3 separate regions of the Mus musculus genome follow, and regions 1 and 3 are each linked to region 2. A link is a loop called in an ENCODE intact Hi-C map of the cell type or tissue named here. Cell type or tissue: left cerebral cortex. All regions are shown on one strand.

Region 1 (8,000 bases), 80 kb after region 2:
AGGCTGGTTAGTCCTAGCCAGAGGCCGCGCGTAGCCAAGGAAGTGAGAGGGAGGCCCGTGGAGCTCAAGCAGAGACTCTCCACTACATCACCTCTAACCCCACCCCGCGCCAAATTAGAGAGGTTGGGTTAAAGCTCTGCCTAGGCCTTTATCCCTTTTGCACCTGGCCACCACCCCAGGCCAGTAGGATTGCTTGAATCCTTCAGGGAAGATTACAGAGCACCCCTCACCTCCCCATTCTGAGTAGTTCTAGGCCTCCAGGAAACACCAGCAGGCCTAAGTCTTTCTTTTCATATTCATTTTAAGCCAAGTCGTTGCCTAGCTTCCTGGTCTTCGCCCAGCAGACCTACATCACCTTGCTGTTCAAATCTGTCAAGTCCTACTTCCCGGTCCCAGATTGTGTGTGTGTATGTGTGTGTGTGTGTGTGTGTGTGTGTGTGTGTGTGGTGGGTGGGCTATCTACCAGCATCTGCTCTCCAGACCTACATTAGGGGGACAAGGCCAAGAAGCTACTTTGAATTTATATTCTTCCGGTTCTTGTCTTAAAATGTGGTTTAATCCATTTTAAAGGACTATTTTCGTTCTCATTAACCTCGAATTTTAATGGTGAATTTTTCTTAGAGCATTCCAAAGATTCGCCCATTCTTCAGAAACTTAATTCGAAGTGATGTAAAAGAAAGGGGTGGGGATTCCTGGTCTGAACGTGCTTTGGGCTTGACTGTATCTTCCATAGCCTTGCAGGGATGGGGGGGGGGTGGTCTTAGTTCTACTTCTTAATTAACAAAGCTCTGGTGCCTTCCATGTGTGGGAGAGACCCTGACCACAGCGAAATGGACGGGCCAAGCTGCCTTTGCAAAGCACTTTAATACTTCCAGCCTCTTCAATCTACTTAAGGAGGGCAGAGGTAGTGTTAACTCTCACAGAGGGGGAGGCTGCCTCTACTAGCCCCCAAGTTTCAAAGTGTTTGTGTTCATCATTGAAGTGTGGTCAGAAGCCAGGTGCAACCTGTCTGCTCCCGTTGAATACCCATGCTACCCTGAATCAGTGTCATTTGGTTAAAATGGTGCATCGTTTTTGTTTTGGTTTGGTTTGTTTTCTGGAAGCTGCCTACCCTACCCCCCCCCCCCCCCCGCTTCAGACGATTTCCCTTCATAGCCTAAAAAAAAAAAAAAACAGGAATTGTCTGTGTCAATTCCGACTCCCGGCCACGGAGGGCTATTTTAAAGTGTTTCTGCAGACAGACCCTCTGGCCCCGCCGGAAGTGTTTTATGGACCTGTGAGTCCAGTTAATCCCAGGAGGCGAGGAAGGATCAGCCCGGGGTGTGGGAATCCTGTGTTTAGGTTATCCTTATGGGACTTTGGGGGGGGGGGGACACTTAGTGACTTTGGCAATATAATGTGCCCTCTCTCCATGAAACTCGAGATTTGAACCAACGAGGAAGGAAACAGGACAGGCCCCCATCGAGGTGTGGCCTGGGGAGGAGGGGTACACTCTGGGACCACAGTGAACTTGGTAGGCAAAGTCGAGAGCACAGTTGTGTGAGCCAGTCCCCCACCCCAACCCCCGGCCCTGACTTTATCTTTCTAGCCTGTGGAAAGCGAGAGAGCCGCGACCCGGGAAGGAGCCTTAAAGAAACATTCAGGAGCGACTCGCGACTGGAAGATGGCAGCGGCTCCCCTGGGTTTCAAGGTTCCAAAAAAGGTGTTCTGCCTTGAGGAGTGAGGACTCCTGCTCCGCCCCCCCTCTGACAGTCTCTCCCAGGGTCCCCAAACCACTAAGCCCCCAAGTGCGCCTAGGCCGCTCAGCCTCTCCAGAACACGTAGGGATGTCACACTGTGGTCCACATAAGCTGTGCGGTGCAAACCTACTAGTCCTCTTGGGAGATAGGATTTACTCTCCCGTCCCCAAATTCAGACACAGGCTAAGGTCTCCTATTTTTACTCCTGTGTCTCTCGGAAGCACGGGTAGAATCGATCCTCTCTAGCAGCTGCCACTTCTCGGGGGACAAGGGAGTCCATAGGCCTGGCTGTGCGCCCCAGGCTTTAACAGCGTGTGCACTTATGCGGGCTGGGGGGGGGGGGGAGGGGCACAGCCTTCCCCACCTGGACTCTTCGAAGCAAACAATCGCCGCGAGCTTTCGAAGCACCAGAGCGAGCCAGGAAGAGGAAGGGAAAGTGGAGGCCTGGAGCGCGCTTGGAAAGCGTGTTTGTGCGCGCGCTCGGGGGAATAGGGAGCTGGTGGTAATCGGGCTGGATTGAGGGCAAACAACCGGATCCAGCCGTCCCAACTGGGCTCTCCAGCTCCAAGCAGGGGAGCTTAGCTCAGGGCTGGCGCCTCAAGTGGAGAGAAGACCGGAGCTTCTGGAGGCGCCACTGGGCATCTAGCCAGACCCACCGGAGGAGCCTAGGGGCGCGCCTGGAGACGGGGGACCTGCACGAACCAGTCACCACCGCGGGTGGCCGTTTACCTAAGCCTCACAGGACCACTGAAGATAGGCGATAAGGAGTTCCTGAGCAATCGGCTACCCCCAGGCCCTAGTCACCTCCGGCGGACGTGACTGCCGGATGCTATGCGGCTAGGTGGGCTAGGGGCCTTTGCACTGTCTCCCTTGGCCCTTTCTGTGCTGCAGAGTCACGAGTCACAGTAGATTCTGTTACCTAAGTCTGGAGTTTTCCTTGCGCCGGCGGGGGGGGGGGGGCAGCCAAAGATGTTGGGCATCTTAAGCCACAAAATTTTGGGAGGGTTGGGAGGGAGGTTTTTTCCCTTAGGGGGGGAAAACCCTTAAATCACACAGGCTACAGCGTGGGAGAGGCCACACGGCCCTCTTAGGGCTTTGGGCAAGCTGCTTAACAGTTCTGGACCCCAGGGGCGACACAATTAAGGCAAGGAAAGCAGTCTTAGTGTCCACCTCATAATAGAGTTGGTCAGAGGAGAATAGGCTTCCTGTGTGTAGACCACGCCAGTGCCACATATGCTTGCTAGGGTATTATTGTATTCCCTTCCTATGGGTAAAGGGGGGGGGGGCACTCTCCCCCGAAGTTAAAGTTACCCCAGGTCTCTCGGGAGGCATGTTTGGGCAAAGTGGAGAGTACGTTCACTGTTTTTGTCCACAAGATAGTTAAAGCAAAAATGGCCTCAAACTATCTCTTGACTCCTTAACCTTAAAGGCCTGACTTGGTGGTGTGAAAGAGTAGCTTCCCCCAGCCCTTACAGTCTCACGCTGGATCCCAGGTGGGCCTGGGCTTTAAGGCAATCCTCTGCTTCAGTTTCCCGAGTGCTAGAACTGTAAGGAAGAGCTAGCCAAGCCTGGGGACTGGGCTCTCTGCTGGCATTCATTTCGTTTGGATTACTGTCAAGTTCCAGGCAGGGATCAGACACCGCATCTTTACACTCTCCCCGCGGTCTTGAAGGACACAGCAGGGGTCTTTCAGAAATACTCTCCTAGCCCACCTTTGTTCAAGGTGATTTTTCAAGACGCGATTCCAAGCTACCTCGTTCTTGGTGAGGCTGGGTGAAAGGAAAGTCCTCTGCCATTAGTGGACTACATTTTACTGACACCCAAATATAAATAATGTTCATGTGAACAGGATTGGTCAGATTCCTATCTAGGAAAGGCTCTCCTTACTGTCTGGCACGGTAGGGAGATGTGTGCAGGCAGCAAAGAAGGGTCTGAAGGGTCCAATACAACTCATAACATGAGGCCGCTTTTTTTTTTTCTTTCTCAAAGACAAGACATTTCTCCTAAGTGGCTACCGGCGGTAGACTAATCACTTAAATGTGCTGGCGATGGGCTGTGGCTCTTAGTAGATCCTTATCTGAGCTGTGAATGCCAGGCTGCCAGCCCCGCGAAAGACAAAGAACACAGACGCTTCTACGGTTCGCTCCTTAGAGCCTGGGTCACCTCTGGAGCTTGCCCTGTACAGTCTCTATCTACCCCCGCCCCCTCCAAGCTGTGACTGATCTGCCTCTGAAACAAATTCCTCAGACTCAAAGCAGAATTCCAGTTCTCGAGCGCCACCCGGAGAGTTCACATCTCCCCTCCTCGGAGGCCGCGTGGTGCGCAAGTGAGAGTCCGAGGGCGGCGGCCTTGGCAGCAGCATAGTTCTGTGGCCTCCTCCTGCCCGCACCCGGCACGTACTCAGGAAAAGAAAGGCAAGAGAGAAACGTGGGTTGTAAGAGCTAAGTACAAACAACCTTGCAGGAGTGTGCAAGGAAGAGTAAGCAGCATCAAGTAGAAACTACAACTAAAATAGTCTCTTCGAGTTCTATTAATCAAAGATTTCTCGAAGGTGCAGCGTAACGGGGACTCTTTTACCTTAGGACACATTGTACCAAGATGATTGGGTTCAGGTCAGAACCTCCAGAAGACATGTCTCATGATAAGTAGACAGCAAGGTTCGCATCTACAGACTAACCTGTTTTCGTCTTATTTTTAACTGAATCAGTGTATTTGATTGTGGGGGAGGGAATGTCGCTTGAAATACACACGATGGATCCATATTTAACTGGGATAAGTTCCCGTAGCTGTCTAACCACATTTGTTTGGTCCCTGTGAGAATCCACGTTTTCTAGCCTCAAGAGGGGCAGGCGGCCCTCATGGCTCCTCCCCCGGCGGTTTCCTGGCGAGGCGCCCATCCTCCCCTAGCACCGGGAACAGAGACAGCCACATTAATACTCCCGGGCAGCCTGTTCTGACCTATACTGTCATTTTTTCCATCGGTCAGGATCAGGCTGGGGTGGGGGTAGCGCTCTTCCGAGGGGCTTTGCACGGATCGTTGGGTTTTCCCCGGCGAACTTAACACGGAGGCGAAGGGGGCAGATGGAAACCAGGCCTCGGCTGGCCGGGCGCGTAAGCGCCGCACTCGGCAGCTCGACGCAAAGCCAGGGCTGGATTTTCGAGGCCCGGGCCCGGCGGCTTTCCGAGGCCGGCGAGATCCTCTCTCTCCTGGCTGAGCTAACACGGTCTCCTAATTCCGCCCCCGGAGACAGCAGCTGTGCGGCGAGAGGGAAGGGTGGGGGGGAACCCACAACTTTCCCACCAGAAGAGTGAGTGGCGAACAGGAGTGATGAAGGCCCACCCCGATTCCGTGCACGTAGCGGCACGGCATCTAATCAGTGTCACTGCCAGAAATGCGCTTCCGTGCAGGGCGACACCCCCGCCCCTGCCAACCTGCAGGGGTGCGGGGGGGGGATGCAAATGGCGTCTCTTGTTGTCCCAGACATTGCTCAGCACCCGCTGTCGCAACCATAAACAGACGCTACAGTGGCCTGAGGTGTAGTGTCTGGAAGGAACACCAACACGCGGGGACCCGGGTGTCCCTCGCGCTCCAGGGTCATAGTTAAAGGAACTAATGCACCAGTCCTAGCTTCGAGACTATTCCCTCCTCCCTCACCTCCGGAAGAGCCACCCTTCCTCAACTGGGCTGTGTGGGGAGGAGTACAGGAAACTTTGCAAGACAACTGTTCTGTGCCTTCGTGAGAGGAACGGGGGTGGCTTTCTCGTCCCAGGCTAGCCCACACTACTACACTCTTTCCAAGCCTCAGATCTGAGCATCGTGGACTCCCCTAGAAAGAGGAGTATATTCCAGGGCACTGGAGGCTGAGAGCGACACCAAAGTTCCTAAGGGTTCTTGGCAGGTGACCAAGTTTGTGTCCCTAACCCTCCCACGCAAGAGTATTACGCGCCACTTTGTGCACGTGTACGGCCCAATCCACCCGGCCGCGAAGCCATCACAGGCTTCAGTGGTGCAGGTGGTTTCTCTCCAGTATCCCCCATCAACCCCCATAACACTCCCGAGGAGGCCCAAAGTGGCTAGCTCGCTCTCTCTCTCTCTCTCTCTCTCTCTCTCTCTCTCTCTCTCTCTCTCTCCCCCCCCCCCCCCCGGGGAAGGGTGTGAATTCGTGCGCGCCACTGACTCACATCTTGCTAAGCCACCTCTGTCGCCCTCGGACTGGGGTACCCTGCAGGATGCACCCTCCCCCAAGCGTAGTGGGGGCGCCCCTGGGACTCAGGCAAGGATGGCTGTTCCAGCCGTTCCGGGATTTGCCTCAGAGAAGAAAACAAGGCCGATGACTGCAAGAGCGGCGCCTCCCTGTTCGGGTCTCAGCCACTCCCGCAATCTCCGCGTGGATCAAGCTCTTGCTAGGAGGGAGCCCCGCTGGCGTCCCTCTGCCCCCCAACTGCCCCCCCCCGCCATCGTCCTCCTCTCGCCCGCGCCGCACCACGCGGAGCTCGGAGCGCCCTGACTCCCACACCACCCCCTGCATAACGCGCTCGCCTCCGGGGCTCGAGCTCCGGGTTCCCCACGTTCCCGGAGCTCCGACTACCGGGCTTCCACCTTGGGCTGTGAAAGCCGCCGCCCCGCGCCACCCTCGCCCCGCCGGGCCCTTGTCTTAGCCCGGCTCCCCGGGCAGCTGCACGGCCACCGCCGCACGTGACCCGCCCCCGTCGCGGCTTCCGCTGAGCTGCCTGTTCCGGAGCACAATTTCTGCTCTGACGCGGGGTCTCTCGGGCCCTGGCGTCCTCTCCTCCCTGCCCCCCCCCCCTTCCGGGTACGAGAACTCAAAACAACTCTCTGACCTTCGGGGGGGACTAGCTCCGAGTTCCACCGACTCCGGCATTCCGTTCAAACCCAGCAGCCTCGGCTTCTAAGATTTCACTCCGCGCCTGGCTGGGAGGAGGGGGTGATGTCTCCGGGAGGGGGTGTCTCAGATCGAAAGAGCCACTTCACGCTCTTTCCCTTTCTCCGAAGTGAGTTTGGAGACTATCCGGCGGCCCTGGGGAAACCCGAGTAGCCGCGCGCAAAGGACCCCTCCCTCTGCACACTCCGCCTTGTCTACCGTGACCCGATTTCCAGGGTCAGCGGCAGAGGGCCTGCCTGGCCAGCTTCAGAAATAGCACCAAGCAGGGGTCTGTGGACCGGGGAGTCCTGGGGTGAGAGAACTGTGCTAATACTGATGCCTCTCACTCTCATGCTCTGTGCTAGGTAGGGCCTTGGTTGGCAGAGCGGGAAACTGAGGCACAGAGAAAAGTAATTATATCGCTGGTTCAATTGCCCTGCAAGTTATGTGAGAATGTGAACCCAAGTCTCTCAAAGTGTAGGTAGGTTGGTTAAACAGCCTGTAGCAGCAGTCACCTTGTCCAAAGAACAGATACATCTGGAAAACCTGGCGTTCAGTTGATGCCCATATATTTGCATAGAGTACTGTGGTTAGCATATAGTATGTAGAAAATGAGTGTCTGAACAAATGATTGACAAGTGGCAAGTAAGTTTACAGAAAGCGCTAACCATTGTTCACCCGAAGAGGATTGTCTTGGTTGAATACAACCTATAGCTTTTCCTGCTTTCTAGTTTTCTTTTTCTGTCTTTCTTTTGTCTCTCTTTTTGAATGTTTCCAGATAACAGGAAACCTTATTCAAACATATATTAACCTCCCATCCCTACCCTTGCCTCCACCTCTACCCTAGTCAGTCATCCCTGCAAGCAATTGAAGGCACATTTTAAAAAACTGCTGCTGCTTGATCTTTCTCTCTCTCTCTCTCTCTCTCTCTCTCTCTCTCTCTCTCTCTCACACACACACACACACACACACACACACACACAGACACACACACAGACACACAGACACCCCTTATTATTTCCTGTATAGATACTCCATGCTGAGAGACAGGCTAAACAAGATTCATTGACCTCCCTTCTAGTAGGGGCGGAGCTGGGGAATCCACTTAAGTGTTGCAGTTCTGTGGCTAGTTTTTGGTTTTATGAGGCTGCCTCACTCTATATGTAGGTAGCCCCGGGCAGGTCTGGAACCCATGGCAACCCTCCTGCCTCACTATCCTCACTGCTGGGATTACAAATAGGCATGGACTACCCCTCTGGGCAGTGTGCTTGGGTTTTTGTTTTTTTGTTTTTGTTTTGTTTTTAGAATCATTTTACTACTTTTAAAATTGTGTGTGTGTGTGTGTCTGTGTGTTTATGTGCACTCGAGTGCTGGTGCC
Region 2 (8,000 bases):
TCCCCTCTCCCTTATAGTTACCGTTGGCATTAAAAGACCCAGGGCCTTCACTGCAACTGTACCTTTTTATAACTTTCTCCTAAACTCGACCCCTTTCCCACATTTTGAAATCAAGGCAAAGCTATCCGGGAAAGTTGTAAATTGCCCCCCAAGCTCAGCTAGCCTCTTACCTGTTCTGCCCCTAGCAACCTAACCTGACTCACCTCCCTCCCCCCCAATAGTTCCCCTGGTTTGCACCTAGACAATAAATTTAGTTTAATTTAGCTTCCGGTCTTTAATTTTAGCAGGTCTCCTTTTTGCATGCAAATCAATATGGCAATTACCATCTAAAAGCTCGCCCAGCCCCGGGTCAATGTAAATTGATCATTGTCCGCCTTCCACAAAATAACACCGGGAGTCTGTGGTGCATAATGAGATTATACTGGAAACTGTCTTTTAGATCACAAATTATATTTTATGCTGTCAGGATCTTCTCGGAGTGGACTTCTCCATTTGTCTAATCATGGGGAGCCCAGCCTGTGTGGGTGCTGGCTAGTGATACTTGCTCCCTGAAAAAAAATAAATGGGGCCATACCACACGGATACGGATTGAGGACACACGGAATTGAGCGTCAGTCAGCCCGGAATGGGAACCTTCAGAAATATCCGGGAAGGGCATAAAAACTGCTACCCCACAAAATATACATGTCCCCTCTTGAGGGACATGTTGGGGATCTGTTAAGGAGGTCCATCCTTAGGCCAAGTGCCCAGGGATAAGCTCTGTTGGGCTACCATGGAGGTGGACAGGACTTCCTGTGCCAGCTTATTTGGATTTTCCCAGACCTACCACCTAGGGCTCAGCAGGAAGACCAACTCTGGGGAGAGGGAGGGAGGGAGGGAGGGAGGGAGGGGAGAGAGAGAGAGAGAGAGAGAGAGAGAGAGAGAGAGAGAGAGAGAGAGAGAGAATCCCATTGGCCATCAACACTGACCAAGTTCCTCTGATGGTGGCCAACCAACGCCTAATTTGGGGAGACCCCCCCCTCTAGACCAGATCCAGAGTGTCCCAAGAGACTCCTAAGCAAACACACTTGCATTTACACTCTTCATCTGATTCCTAGAACATTAGGGCCTAACAAAGGGCCTTCCTAGCTGTAGCGGTGGACTCAGCCCAGAGGTTGGCACATTTGATTCCCTGACCCTGCCTGGCTAGTTGTCTGAACAGTGAATCCTTGAGGAAACCAGGGTGGCATTTCTAAGGGCCACTGGTTGCTCCTGAGGCCTGTGTTAGGGTTGGGGCAGCATTTGGGCCTTTTAGGAAGCTGCCAGCCTTCCTCAAAGCACAGCTCTGCCCCACCCAGCCTGGGCTCTACCCAAGTGTGATCTTCCCAATAAAAACTGGAATTCCTGACTGGGCTTAGACAAAGAGGGACCAGGCAAACAAGTGCCCCGAGCAAACTAAACCCTAGCAGGAGTTTACATGTCTGGGGTCACCGAGGTGCTTGCTAATGCACCCTGCACTGGCTGTCCCAGGCAGAGTCTCTTCCAGCAGGGAGGGAAAATATATAAGAAAGCATACCAACATGAAAGCATTCGCTCCCTTTATTCTTCCCAGAGGGCATCCATCCTTCTGTCAATTCTCTCTGTCAGTCCAAGCCTTGCTCCACCTTCACCAAATTTACCACACCCTTACATCTTTCTCCTGGCCACTACTGCTGCCTTTTCCCTCACCTCTCCAAGGTCAAGAACTCCCAGCCTCTTTGGATTCCTGCTACCTAGCCAGCAGGGCAAGAACTAACTAGAAGTGATCCTAACCGAGGGCCAGCCACCTATTTGGAAGGCTGCTTTGCCATTTTCTACTGCCCAAACACATTATCTCCCCGAGAATGTGTCAATAGAGTTGCCCCGTCTTACTTTCTTTTTTTGTTTTGTTTTTGGTTTGGTTTGGTTTTGGTTTTTGGAGACAGGGTTCCTCTGTATAGCCCTGGCTGTCCTGGAGCTCACTTTGTAGACCAGGCTGGCCTCGAACTCAGAAATCCGCCTGCCTCTGCCTCCTGAGTGCTGGGATTAAAGGCGTGCGCCACCACGCCCTGGCTCCCCTCTTACTTTCAATCAGTCTCACTAGTGAAAAGTCCATCTCAAGGCAAAGGGGAGGTCTTGGTAATTAGGCCCCTGTATCTAAGCACAGGGTATGTATGCATATGCGTGCCTTTTGTGCTTTCCCAAGTGACCCTCTTTACTTCTTTAAATGGGTTTTGTCTTTGCAACACATGGAAACTCTGCCCCACTTTCCAGTTTCATGACATCTACAGTTTTTCTTTTAGAATACCACTATACATGGTCTACATTTACATACCCGTGTTTACTCTGCTCTTGTCCAGTTCTTTATCTCCTGGGCATCTCTTCTACTAGGACATTGGGACCAAAGTCTCTAGATTTGTCCCAGCACTTGTCATTCAGAGATACATCTTAATCTGAGATTCCCTTTCTACTGCTTAGGTTCTTTGGCTAGCCATATAATGAAGTTCATTTCCTGGCCTGACCAGCATGGCTTTGCAGTTTAAATGTAAACAGAGGAACCTTAGGCCACACATTTTTAAGGGGGAAAGGAGGGAGGGAATAAGTTAATTCTATATAGGGGAACCTACCTATCAATATCCAGCCCCGAATAGAACTAGACTAACTTATGGTGAGCTGCAGTAAATTTTAGGTCATCGATACACGAATGATAGAATTTTTTTTTAAGTGTCCAGACCATCTCCAATTTGGATTGTCTCTCCCACATGTCTGATTATAACTATTCACAAGTTCGTGGTTAAGTATTTATGGACAACTCAAGGAATGCTGTGTTCTGCCACCAATACATACATGCTGTATTTGCTGGCCTGGCATCTCAGGCTGGGGGGGGGGGCTTTAATCTGGAGGCGTCTGGGTCAGAGAGACCTTCTCTCACTTTGAGTATCCCCCTACATGCTTCAGGTCCCCATTGGAAACAGAGAGGTCTATATAGTCTGCTCAGAAACTCAGATTCTTAGGCGAGGGTGCCCATTTTGAGGTCAAAGTTCCCAGAATCAGGAGTACTAGGTCAAGCTAGTACTCTGTCGAGCAGCTGCATTCGATTTGTGAAAGAATGGGCGGATGCACACAGAAGAGAAAGGAAAACACGAGTGGGTCTAGAACCCAGGCCCCCACCCCGCAGACCACTCTAATAAGTCACTTTTACAAGACTCATTGTCCCTCCCCCCATTAAACTATTTACCGCACTTAAAGGGTTAAGAGACACCCCCTCAATCTGCCTTCCACCCGGCAAGCAAGCCCGGCTTGCTGGGTCGGCAGGCTAGCTTTAGCTTGCTAGCTCACAGCTCTCCGGAGTCGGCTGCCGACTCCACTGCCCCCCACCCCCCGTCCTTCAGCCGGGAGGGAGTCTGCATGCCTGTCTAGACCGATCTATCACCCGCACACCAACAACACCCGCGAGAGCGCGGAGACCCTGCTCAGGTCCCCCTGGCCCGCACGGTTCACAGCGGAAGGAGTCCAGCGAGCGTGACGGCGCCTGCGGGGTAGGAGGTGAGGGTCCAATAAGAATCTGGCCGACCCGAGCACCCTGCTAGTCTTCCCCAGACCCTACCCCTTGCGCTCGCATCAGCCCGGCTACCCGGGCACTGTCACAGCTCTGCGCGCTGGGCAGTCCTATTTTTATCTTGTCTAATCCCAAACTGGGCGGGGAGCACAGGCGTCGTGCTTAGAGAACAAGAGATAGGCGAGGGAGGCGGGGAGGAGCAGCCAGGCAGCAAAGCGAGCTAGAGCGAGTTAAAGACACAGTGGAGGCGGCCGCGAGCAGGAAGAAAGAGCGGGCTGTGGGGACCTCGCGGCGGCGCACGCAACACACGGCCCTGCGAAGTTGTTCTGGCCTGCCCGCTGTCCCTCACTGACCACCCCTCCCCACTTCCCAGCGGCACTCTCCGCAGCAGGGACCGCGGGGGCCCGGGCTGTGTGGGAGGCGGAGGCCAGGCCGGCCCTGCAAAGGGCTGGAAAGAATCGCTAATGAGCTGTGCGGCCCATTGATCCAGAGAACACTTCCTAATTAACTCTCAGTCACCTACTGGTGACAGCGCCTCAAAGGAGAGAGCTGGGGCCGATCGAGCCCCAGTCCAGACCTACCCGCCCAGCGCCTGGTGACCGAAACCCGCGTGATCCCCTAACCACCGCAGGCAATTCGCGTACGTGGTGGTGTACTCCGCACACTAAAGGCCAGCCTCAGATTAAACCTGGACGGCATATTAATCATCCCGGCTCCGCGTAGGTCTACACGACACAATTCAATCCCAAATAAACACCAGAGGCGACACTGCAACCCAGACCAGGTAACTAGTCGGGGATGGAGTGGGAAAGGTCGAGAAGAGAGTATTCCCCCCAAGAGTCCACATATAGGTGTCTCTGAGGTCGACAATTGAAATACCTTCCACACAAGCAATTCTGTTAGCAAAATCCAGTACCGTGTACAGGTCGGTCTCTCCCGGTGGTGGTGTCCGTTTCCAATGCCACAGAAGTGTCAGATGGCTAGAAATACCCAAGTCTGTCTGCTCACCACCCACCACCTTCTGGGGTGGGCTATTTCCTCATTTTTTTTCCTCCCGGTCCATTTTAAAGTATTTTTTTTCCGTCCAAGGAACTAACCTTAGAACCAAATAGCAGTACTCATCCCTAGCATTCTCTCAATAAGGGTGCGCAGGGAGGGGGTTACAGTTAAAACCCCGGTCTGTCTAGTCTAGACGCAACCAGGCAGGACGAATACCTATTTGAGGCGCGCTGGTTTCTTTTTAAGGTTTGTTTTTAAATAAACATAACCCTCCTCCAGTTCCTTCTTCGCTTTTCTATTCCCCCAACCCCCACCCTTTAGACGCCGGCGGCGCGCGTCTTCGCGCGCGGGTATTCAGAGTCTAGCTGGAGGTCGCAGACTTTCTGGAAAAGATTCATTAACAGCAAATTAAGCCTGGCTCGGCCTCGGCCTACAAGGGGACAGGTTCGGTCGTCTTCGGGACGTGGGTACGTGTTCCATTGAGCCGCCGGGCAGCCAGAAGTCCGCCGGGACTACACGTGCCACGAGCCGCCCTACTCCGTTCAGGGCGCTCGGAGGCTCTCTTCGAAAATAGCAGGCTCTCTTCGCCGCAGCCCGCAGCCCCCGAGTTTGTGGCGGCTCCGTAGCGCAGCCTCCCGCCTGCTTCAAGCGCTGGCCCTGTGCCGCCTCGCCCTCCCCGCCTCAGCCGAGGATCGCGCCCGGTGCGCGAGTTCCTCTTCGCCTGGAGCCTCCGCGTCGCCCTCCCTCCGAGTGGGACCAACTTCCCGGGGCCGCAGACTTTCACACGCCCATCGGGGCTTCCCACCAGGCTCCGTACAGCCAAGCGGAGAGCCGAGGGCTCTGCTCGCTCCCCCACGCCGTCCCTAAACAAGCAGTCTACAAGGGCTCCAGGAGGCTCCGAACTTAAAACCTGCCTTGGGACGCCTCCCGAAGGGAAGGGATGGAGGTGGGGGGGGTCGAATTAGAATCTTAAAAGAACATTTACAAAACAATGCATCTGACCTGACGGGTCGCCGGACTGGCCCATTCCGAATCTCCGGCTCTCCGCTGTTTCCTAGTAGGCCCCCCCCCCCGCCCCCGTTATTCCACGTGATTCACGCTTTGGGGCAAGCCAAGGAAAAACCCGGGACTCCCCTCCGGAGTTGAGCGACGACGGCAGGTCGAGCTCGGCTCGGTCCGAGGCGCCCGCCGCACACACTAGCGCACGCTCAAGCCGGCGTTCCACTCGGAGGCACCGCCGGGCCCCAGGAGAGGCCAGACGAAGCGGCGGCGGCTGGGGGTTTTTACAGTTCTTTTCCGAGTCGAAAAAGAAAGCAGACGGGAACCCGCCGCCCTCCCCTTCCTGCTAGCGAGGTAACGCCGAGACGAGGTTCCCAGCTTCCAGCCCAGCACCCCCCCCCCCGCCTGACTCCCGACGCTCGGCGACGACCGCGCTCCCGCGCAGACACACAGAGGCTGCAAACTTCCACTCGTTCAACTCCCGATCCTCCCAACCCCTCGGGAGGCGGCAGGTCCTCCGTCGAGTCCCTCCCTCCCTGGTGCCCATGCGGGGGCCGCTTAGGTTGGCTGCATTTTTAATAACTTGCAGCTCTGATGTAAAACCGAAAGCGAGCAAGGTAGCTAAGCCTCCCAACGGGGGTCTACCGAAGTCGGAGGAGAAACCCTCGGAGGGAGGAGGTCGGCTGCAGTCCCCGGCGCGCCAGCCCGCCCGCGGCCCCCGGGGAAAGGTGTTCCGGGCACTGACCTGAAATCCCCAGTCGGGAAGTAGGCAGGGAGCCCTGCGATCCGGCGCTTTGAAGTTTTCCCCGGAGCGGAGTCCAGGCGGCGAGGAAGATCCGGGGGCGGCTGGCTGGGTGAATGTGTGCGGGGTCGGGAGAGGGCGGCTACGTGAAGGAGCCCGGCCGGGAAAGCGCAGCGAGCAGCAAAGTTTGGCTTCCTCTGGTGCCCGCAGTCCACTCCCAGCGCCGCGCTCGCTCGCCGCCGACTGCAGCCGCTCTGCTGCCCTCGGGGTCGGCCCGGCGGAGGGGTGGGCTCTGGGCCGCGTGGGGGTGGGGCGGGGCGGGGCGGGCTGCGAGCTTCAGGGCAGGTGGCGACGGCCCCGCGCGATCCTCTCCTCCCGCAGCTGGCCCGAGCTCTGTCACCCTCAGCAGCTCCCGCGCCGCCGCTGCCGCCCGCGCTCGGGCAAGAGCCCCAGCGCCATGTTGACGGTTCGCCGAGAGCGCCCGCTCGGGCTGGGTGTGTGTGTGAGTGTGTGTGAGCGAGTGTGTTGGCCAAGTCGTCCCTCCGCGGCGACAGCGCGGCTCGGGCTCTCCGCCCGGCGGCTCGCGTGCTCCCCCTCCGCCACCGCCGCCCGCCTCGCTCCCGCTCTCGGTCGTGCTCTGGGTTCCGGCGCGTCTCCCCCTCGGCCGAAGAGCTCGGTCGCCGTTCGGCCCGGAGCGCAGCTCTGCCTCACCTTGCCGCTGGGAGCTCAGGCTCCGTCTGCTGCCGCACGCCGCGATCCCAACGCGTCCCCCCTCCCAGGTTCCCTCCTCTTCCTCCTCCCCCTCCCTCCGCCCGCCCTCCCTCCCTCCCTCCCAACAGCCGCCTCCCCTCCCCCCTCAGGCGCAGCGCTCGAGCGACAGCCGCCCGCCCGCCCGCCGCCGCCGCCGCCTCCAGCTCTCGCAAGTTTGAGATCCCCAGTCTCCGCTCACCCTCCGCTGCGGCGCCTCCGCGGTGGGGTTTCGGGAGGGGGTGATTCCCCAGGAAAGGTTCGCCCGACTTTCCCCGGCCCTCACGGATTCCCAGCCGGGTGCATTGGGGCCTCGCCACATCTGAACCCCAAACCACCTGGGTGGCGGGTCGTGTCCTCGTACCCCCCCCCCAACTCTACCGCCCTCTGTCCTCTCCGTCCCAGCTCCGGCCGAGTTAGCATTCACGCCCAGCCAGGGCTCACGTCCTAGGGTATTGGAGACCGACTCCGCAGCGGCGACGGCTAGGTCGGCCAACAAATCCCCAGCCCCAAGAATGGGGGGCGGCGGGGCGGCGGGGCGGCGGGGGAGGCTTTCCCTGCCGCGCGCCGAGACTCCCCTTGCTACCCAGAAGGCCAGTGGAGGACCGCAATTACCATAAAGCGCCTCGCACTCCTCTCAGCCAAAGCTGTCAAACCCCAGCGGCAGGCGCCACTGCCTCCTCTCGCCACCAGCGCTGCGCTCTCCCGGCCTAGCGTCCCCTCCGAGAGCCAGCCCAGCAGAGCCTGAGTGCGCGTGGGCGTCCACCCCCACCGCACCTCGCCCCTTCTTCCCAGAGGAGCTACTTCCCCTTAAGGCGCTAAGAGCTACGTGAAAACACCACCACCCGCAACAGTGGCAGTTCCGCGCCCTTGCTCCCCGGACATTTCAATTGTGTGGGAATTGTGTTGAGGTGGGGGGCTGCTCTTGGGGACACAAGGGGGTGGGAGGACCATAAA
Region 3 (8,000 bases), 270 kb before region 2:
CTGTATGGAAGTGTTTGAGGAGACTGTCCAAGCCCAGCTAACCAGTCGCTCTGCACATGCCTGTTCCCAGCTTTCCATGAGCCCATGATGATGTCTGTGCACAGGTGAAGGTTTCACCTGAATACTAATAACTTCAGGGTCTGGACCTTGCACGATCCCCTTCTGGAAGTAATTTGTACCTTCAAACTACTTTTCTTTAAAATAAACAAATAAATAAATAAAATAAAAGCACAAAACCTGTATTAGTTTTAGGCTCCCACACTTGGATCTTCGCAGCCAACTATAAACAAGGAACAGGATTGGTTTCTTCCCAGGGCTAAATCCCAAACCGGTTCCAGAAGTGGAAGTGGGGTCATAAGGGGCTGTTATTCCCAGGAGCATTCCCCCAGTCCCCCGCCGCCCCCAACACTGGGTTAATAGACAGCAAAGTAGGCATAGGCCTTTTGTGGCCCAGCACTTATGGAAAGCTGGGGGCCTCCTCACCCAACTCCGGAAGATTCCCAACGAACATTAGCATAGTAAAGGCTGCAGATAAAGAAAGCGTTTGCCTTTGTTTACCGTGGGGGTTGCCCATACTTCCTGGAGCTTAAAGCTGAAAGCGAAATGGGGAGAGTAGGCGTCTGATAAGAGGGTTTTAGGCTTGGGGCACAGCTCAAGCAAAGCTGCCCCCAACCCCCAGCTTTGAGACCAGGGAGAAGATACCAGAAGCTGCTTGCAGCTGGCGGGAAGTGTGAGAAGGCGGAGCGGGAAGGGATGGGCTGCAGGGGAATGAAGAGCAAGTCTTTGGTCTCCAGGGCCCTGGGCAGTGACACATTGGAGCTTGCATTGTGACTCCCACCTTCAGAAGGTCTGGCTCCTTCCTTCTCCTGCATCCTCCTTTGGGAGCAACTGGCTGGGTATGGGTAGGGGGTGGATGCCGGTTGCAATGTGGGCAGATTCCTCCCCACACCCACCCTAGAACTTGTAGACTCTAGTGCACAGACCCTCCTGGCAGGAGGCAACCCTGCTGGACTCTCCGAGGGGATAAAGGCTTCAAGTTTGTGTACAGACACCACGGAGTCTTTGTAGGTACCCCTAGGGCAGAAACGGGGGTGGGGGGCGGGGCAGGGGGGAGGACTTTCCTCAAATTCTGGCCTCCAGCCCCCTGCCCAGTGAGCTGCAGCCTGGAGCCTGTAAAGTTTGATGGGCGGGCACACCAATTAGCCCCAGAAACAGCTCTTCAGCCAGGGCCACTGCTGAGATCTGGCTTTAGTCCCATGGTCCCTCAGGTCAGCTAGTGAATTTGCAAAGGTGTCCTCTTTTCAAAAAGCTTGAATGGTGGACGGGGCATCAGACTCCAGTAACATACCTCTTCCCTCCCTACTGCACTCTTACTAACTTAGGGCCCGTCTTTCTCCCCCCAGGGACTGGGGTCCAGGATTGTATCTCCCAGGCTAGGGAGGGAGCTGGCCAGCGTTCTCTTTCTAGATTGGAATAACCACCCTCCCCATGTCAAAGATGACACATTCCCCTAGCTAGTGACCTCTGCCCCTTCCCCTTCAAAAAACAGTCCTTCACTTTATCTGTCTTTGGGCAGATGACTGCCTTTCCTGGAGCAGGCAGGGCTCTAGCAGTGCCTTTGTTTCCCAATTATGCCTTTCCTGCTCCATTTGCCTTCTTTGGATCTGATTTTGCCTTGACCAGTCCTGGTCCACCATCCTGTCCAAAGCATCTTTCGCAGTCTATCTGGGGAGTCAGCGTACTGATTTGTAGGAGTTGCCCAAAGCACTTGGTGGAAAGAATTATGGGTCTCAGAGTTAAGGTCTGGTCTCCACGCAGAGCCAGCCTTCTGGAACACAGGGACCCTGGGCAGAGATGGACCTTGCTATACCTAGGATAGCAAGAATAAAAGAATAAAAACAAGCCACAGGCAGCATGATTGCCAAAATGTGGCGGCTGGCCATGTAGCTTATAAGGCTGCAGGGAGCATCTGTACCTAGAACTTTATGGAACGGGACAAAGGAGCGATCCACCTTATTTTCTGAATACTCCTGTACCTATAAGGGCTGGCTGAAAATGGAGAAGAACATATTGGAGCAGTTCAAATCCCCTAGGAATAATCCCCAAGATGGAATGAACCGCATAAGAAATGTGCTGGGGAAAATGGCTTCAAAGAATACAAGGAAGAAGGTATGGGTAACTGGCTAGTTGTCTTGTCAACTTGGCACAAGCTCGAGTCATCTGAGAAGAGGGAACCTCAACTGAGAAACGCCCTCAGCAGGTTGGTCTACTGGCAAGCCTGTGTAACATTTTCCTTGATTGGCGATTGATGTGGAGGCCAGCTGATTGTGGATGGAAGTGTCATCCCTGGGCTGGTGGTCCTGATGAAAGTATGTTGAGCAAGGCATGGGGAGCAAAGCTGTAAGCAGCATTCCTCCATGACCTCTGCTTCAGTTCCTGCCTCTAGGTTCCTGCCCTCAGTTTCCTCAGTGATGAACTGTGATCTGTGAAGTGACACAAATCCTTTCCTCCTCAAGTGGCTTTTGGGCATGGTGTTTAAGAACAGCTTTTGATTGTGGGAAGACTCTGGGTGTCACAGGGAGGAACACTGGTTCTAATCTTGCTCTCAGGACCTCAACCAAGTTTCCCCTGCTTTATTTTCTTAGCTAGAGAGGAAGAGAATGAGCCTACCACCGCATCCACCCATTTCTCCTCCTCTCTGGGGCCTGCTCAATACCCTAGATTCAGGCTTATTTTACATGTGGTTATTTTTTAAATCATAGTAGTTGTCAAGTACTTCCAAGTTAAGCACCAGAAAGAATCCAGTGACTAAAGTTGGGGAAAATCTAGAGTCCCTTCTATTTGTAAGTAGAGAAGGGACAGGAGACTGGACCAAGACCATTGATTGAGCCTTTGGTTTGATGAGTGCTCAAAGGTGTACTGAGTCCATATAGATGACTAAGTGCCCAAGAGAGGCTGTGGGTCTCCAGAGGAACGGAGGAGCTTGGTTCTCAGAGAAGAGGGTACACCCCAGATCAATCCCCCTTGGTCCTAAGGAGCAGAGAAATGAAGAGGTTCCAAACAAGCTTCCCAAGAGCAAAGCTTATAATTCTAATCACACACACACACACACACACAGAGAGAGAGAGAGAGAGAGAGAGTCACCAACTCATGCACGTGCATGCTGCGTACACACAGCCATTTTGGACATCATTAATAATTTATTTTTGTAGATGCCTGTACTGTACGAATATTAAAGCATTATCTCACTGTTTTAATCACAACTGCTTTGGGATGGCCTTGTTCGTCCTGGTAATGAAGCCAGGCTCAGCGGTCGGACCTGCAAGAGCTGGTACAGCTGCTAGGTAGTTCTTAACCTTTGGGGCTGCCTCAGATCCCCTTTAAGAATCCTCCTTTTGGAAAATTGTGTACCTACTCAGAATTTTGATGCTACTTCCAGGGGTTGCAGCTCCCTACTTCAGGGTCTTGCACAGTTCTAACACATATACACACACCACCACCACCACCTCCACCAATGAGAAGCCAAACTAATGTTTGAGAAGCCGGTGGGGTAGAAGACACCATAGCAAGACCGAGAAGTCTCCTAGACCACAACGGGACGGGCACAGAAAGGGTTAAAGGGGTGTAAGGGTTTGTTTTTCACCTCTGAGAGTTGTTATGGGTCATTAAGAACACACACAAGGCCCAGTGAACATTCCATTCGATAGGCCTGCCTCCAGCACAGAGCCCTGCTTCTCCACAAGATAAGTCCTGTATGTGAAGATTGGTCCAGCTGCCCAGAAAGGGTGGATGGAAAATCACCCCAGATAAGGCAATTGCTACTGCAAGAACCGTACCTCTGGAGGGGATTGTCCAAGAGGCAGCCTAAGGAGCTGCTGCTCTAGGCAGTTTTGGAGGAGGAACATGTCCCCTCCGGGCGCAGCCTCTTGCCTGGGCTGTTCTGAGGAGTCAGGTCCCTGCAGTTCTGGGGTGGGCCCCCCTCGAAAATGCCTCAGCTACCTTCTGCTAGAGCCACATAATGCTTACTCCCTCTTCCCCCAACAGACACATCCACCAGGGCCTTAGGGCACCCTAGTCCTGGTGCACCACCCAGGTGGTACCTGTCTCTGTGCAGGTGAGGGGAAAGGCCTGAGGAAAACACCATTACTGATAAGTAACAGCTCCTTTCAGGTTTAACGACACGTTGCATCCATCCTAAAGCTCTCAAAGGGGGGGGGGGCAGCCTTCTCGAGGTACAGCGCCTCGCGCCTGTAAATAGAAACGGCAGGCTGGTGCGCGCGGGGGCGGGACGGCGCAGCGCTAGGGTGTAAATTAACTGGGGGCAACAGAGTAAATACATTACACATGGTATTTATTATGCGTCCGGACCTCGGAGGGGTTCTCCGACTTCTGGACACAGCAAATCTTGTCCCGGACGCCGCAGGCCTTGCGGTGGAAACCGCTGGCGAGGGCAGCCGGGGACTGCGGGGGACTGGGGAAGGAGGGGGGTGACAGCTCTGCGTTGTCTGCCGATCGGAACCCCCCTTCCGGCGACTGCAGCGGGAAAAGGGCTCGGGCTCTGATAGTTGTGGCACCGAGAGCTGCCGGGGCTCCAGGCCAGTCAGGGAGGGCTGCGGGGTGGGGACGGGCGACGCGCCGGGCCCCTTAGCATTCCGCCAGCGCGCCCGCCATCGCCGCGTGCGCCCCCGCGCCCCGCTGTAATTACCCCGATTACCAAATGAATCTGGCGCTTTTGTGCTCGCCAGGCGGTGGGTGCGGGGAGGCAGTTCTAATAGTTGTCATTAGGGCCGCGGAAGGCGGGGCGCCGGGGGAGGGGGGTGGGGAGCGCGGGCGGGGGAGGCCGCCGCTCCCTCGCTGGCTGGCTCGCTCGCGGGCGGTCCCGGGCGGCGCGCAGGCCGCTGCTGGCTGCTGAGTAATGATTTTTTTTTTCTAATTGGAGGCGAACAGCGGCCCTAATGGATGGAGCCGCTCTCGGCGCGCTCGCTGCGCCCGCCCCTCGATCGATACGGCTTGCTAACACCGCGGGCCTGAGCTCCCCGGCCCTTTGTGGTCCGAGATGCTGCAGGGGCCCCCCAATCTCCCGCCCCCTCACCTTGAGCCGCCTCGGCCTTGCTCCCTGTCTCGAAACTAACTCCCCAAATGCCCTCACCCACCACCCGCCACCTCTGAACATTCCATTCCCTTGCCCCTTCCGGGACCCGGAGCCCCAGCTCCCCTCTCCATGCACTCTTCTGCCTTTCTTCAATCGCCACTTGAGTGTCCTCCACCTTCCTGGACACTATCCTCTTCTGCCCTCCCATGCGCCTGCCAGCTTAGCAGCCAGGGAGGACTAGAGGGATAATGTAGGGAGCCTACTGGCCCTAGATTACCACCCCCTTCATCCCCTCTTGGTCACCACACCTCCACCTCCAGTCCTAGACCTGGAGGAAAGCCAGAAACAGAGCTGCCTCTGAGTGCTTGGGCAGACTGGTCCAGGAAGAGTTTCCTTGAGTCCAATCACATCCCCAAGTTCTTTCCTTCCTGGGCCCTCTCGGGCACCAAAACTCAAACCCACTCTAATTCGAACCCTTCAGCTTTGTGGAGGGGCAGAGGCCAGACAGGTCTTTGGGAGGTGAAGGATCAAACAAACTTGTGGTTTTGCAGGTCCTGTTCCCATACTGACACTAACAAGCTGGTGACCTTGGCCAAGGACTCAGCCTGGGAAACAAGCCTTCTATTCTACACCTAGCAGAAGCTCACCCAGACCCACAAGCTAGATCCCTGGGGTACAGTTTTAATAGCTAAGCCTGCTTACTCTTCCCAGCAGTTTACAGACCTTTCCAGATACGGACAGCGGGGGGGCGGGGGGGGGGTGGCGTGGCGGGGAGGGGATCCCTCCATCACTTCTTCACCCATTCATTCACACCAGTTACTTCCTGGCACAATAAGCACTTACTTGATTGTGTATTGCCAGTCTTCTCCCTGATACTACATAATCTCTACAACGTATAGGATTTGTATCTATCCTCTATCCTCAGTGTTTAAGGCAGCCTGGAACACAGTAGGCACTCAATAAAGTTTTAGTTGCATCAACAGACAGAAGGAGTCTGAACTGGCCTAACTTCTTCCTTTGCTTCCTGGTAGCACATTGCTTTTCCCAGAATACAGGCACAGCAGTGTCTCTTGGGTCTCTGCTTTTCCAGAACGTTGCCACTATCCCCTGAATGGGGACGTCTTTTTCACCTCAACTTGAACTTGGGTGGCGCAGCCTGCCGTGGAGTAGGCTTGGAAAGCAGAGGGGCCATTCTGGCAAGTTCTCTGAAATTGGAGCTGTAGCGCTTGTATGCCAGGGAGGAATCACGAAGCACGAATCACGGATCAGCAGTCACTCCACAGCAGCACACATGCTGACTTTCAAGGAGAACTCCATAAGGAGGGATTCAGAAGGGCTGAATCAGCCACAGAGGCCCCCTCCTCAGACCATCCAGAGAGAGCTTCCCATGAGAAAGGCCAAGTAGCTGACAACTTCCAGCTCTAGAGCCTAAAGGCTTTGTCTCAGCCTTTAGGCCAAGCCTCCCCACTGCATGTAGGGAGCGCTGTCCTTTGTGGCTAGCCATTTCTTCACTGGCTAAGCTCTCCTGGTATTTCCCACCTATGTCCCTGGGACCTCCTTTCATCTAATTCCTGGAGGATCCAACTGACACAGGCAGAGAAACCGACTCCTTTCACCATAGTGAATCCACTCTGAAGCCCTCTCAGCCACACACTGTCTCATCCCCCGCAAAGCTACCAGATGAGAATGGGGGAGGGTGTTAAAGACCAAGTGACTTGCACAAGACCTTGCAACTAGGCCTTGATGGACACAAACTCGGGCCTAACTATGTGTGACCACAAAATTCAGGCTCTTGATCCCTTGTGGTGACTCACTAGGGGCTGGTTGAGATGACAGTGTCCTAAAGACAGTATCAAGGCACACAGAGGTGGATGGGATGGACCAGGAGACCCCTAGAGTCCTCCAGGACTTACTACGTCTGTCTCTGTAGCTTTGTGAGATGTACATGCACACGTGAAGGCCATGCAAACCCCACATTAGGAGAAAAGAGATTGATATTTCAATTTGGTGTCCAGTGGAGTGATCTCAACCTGATTTCTCCAAGCACCTTAGTTTCCACAGCAACTGGAACAAGCTGATTCCCCTGATGAGCTAGTGCCCTGGCCACTAAATGCCCCTCTCCAGGACAGCCTCATCTCCTATCAACGGAATGCCTATTCCAGACGCCCAAAGAAAGAGATGGGTTTTGTTCTCTGACTCTCTAGATGACTTGAGTACTTTCTCCTGGTTCAAGAAACTGGTGTTGGCAGCCCAAGGACCTTGAATAGAAAACATAAACATGGCCTAGGTAACCAGCTCAGATTGGCTGCTTCCAAAGAAGATACCTGGGCTAGAGGCAAGCTGAGGGTAGAGTAACCCACCTCTTTTAGCTACCACCGCAGGCAGTTACCCTGCAAATCTTGGCCCTGTTGGGTAGAGAGTGCAGTAGTTGATCTCTCAACTGCCTGCTGAGACCCATTACCCTCAGGTTACTTTCCCTACCTACTGCTGCCCGCCCCCCCTCACCTTTGTCCTACTAACCCTTTTCTTCATTTGGGGGAAGGGTATGTCTAAAGAAAGGGGAAAACACAGAACTCCAGGAATTGCTGTGGCTTTGACCTGAGGACACCAAAACCTCAGCCAAGGTGAGACTGACCCCAAGTTCTTTGGGTGGACACCTCAACCGTGTAAGTGGTCTTTCATCAGACCCGTGGCTGATTAGGGTTCTGGGTCCAGGCCAAGGGATTGCCAAGGACAAGACAGGCAGCACCTGCTTGCAAACTCAGCAGTGCTTGTTCCCCTCTGAGGCCTTTCTTACTGTGGGAGCCAGGGAGGAGCAAGCTAGAAGAGGGGGTGAGTTGTGCTGAGCTAGAGCTGCGCCTGGCAAGTGACACTTTGACGAGAGACACTATGACGATGAGTCCCAGGA

What was found. Peaks named below come from ENCODE experiments on the same cell type or tissue, not always from the same donor. Only the 100,000 strongest peaks of a DNase experiment are listed, where the experiment ranks them.
Region 1: a loop joins it to region 2, with 4 times the contacts of the local background. A loop is called at or near these places in 13 of 42 quality-filtered maps.
Region 3: a loop joins it to region 2, with 3 times the contacts of the local background. A loop is called at or near these places in 14 of 42 quality-filtered maps.

Annotation. Positions count from the first base shown.
Region 1 is chrX:12,153,708-12,161,707 of GRCm38, forward strand. It overlaps a transcript of Bcor not described here. Among named protein-coding and RNA genes, the nearest start is that of Gm46687, 65 kb to the left of the region's middle. In left cerebral cortex, a CTCF peak has its summit at 2,335; DNase peaks (open chromatin) are centred at 2,300, 2,856, 4,069, 4,593 and 7 more places; H3K4me3 peaks cover 2,921 bases; H3K27ac peaks cover 3,141 bases.
Region 2 is chrX:12,073,519-12,081,518 of GRCm38, forward strand. Bcor (BCL6 interacting corepressor) reads right to left here and starts at 7,035. Exons shown (of 15, transcript NM_029510.3): 1 at 6,300-7,035. In left cerebral cortex, a CTCF peak has its summit at 7,714; DNase peaks (open chromatin) are centred at 3,745, 4,477, 4,672, 5,281 and 4 more places; H3K4me3 peaks cover 4,915 bases; H3K27ac peaks cover 3,504 bases.
Region 3 is chrX:11,802,814-11,810,813 of GRCm38, forward strand. No RefSeq gene overlaps it. Among named protein-coding and RNA genes, the nearest start is that of Gm26314, 44 kb to the right of the region's middle. In left cerebral cortex, no CTCF peak of the experiment used is centred here; DNase peaks (open chromatin) are centred at 4,247, 4,704 and 6,287; H3K4me3 peaks cover 1,087 bases; H3K27ac peaks cover 965 bases.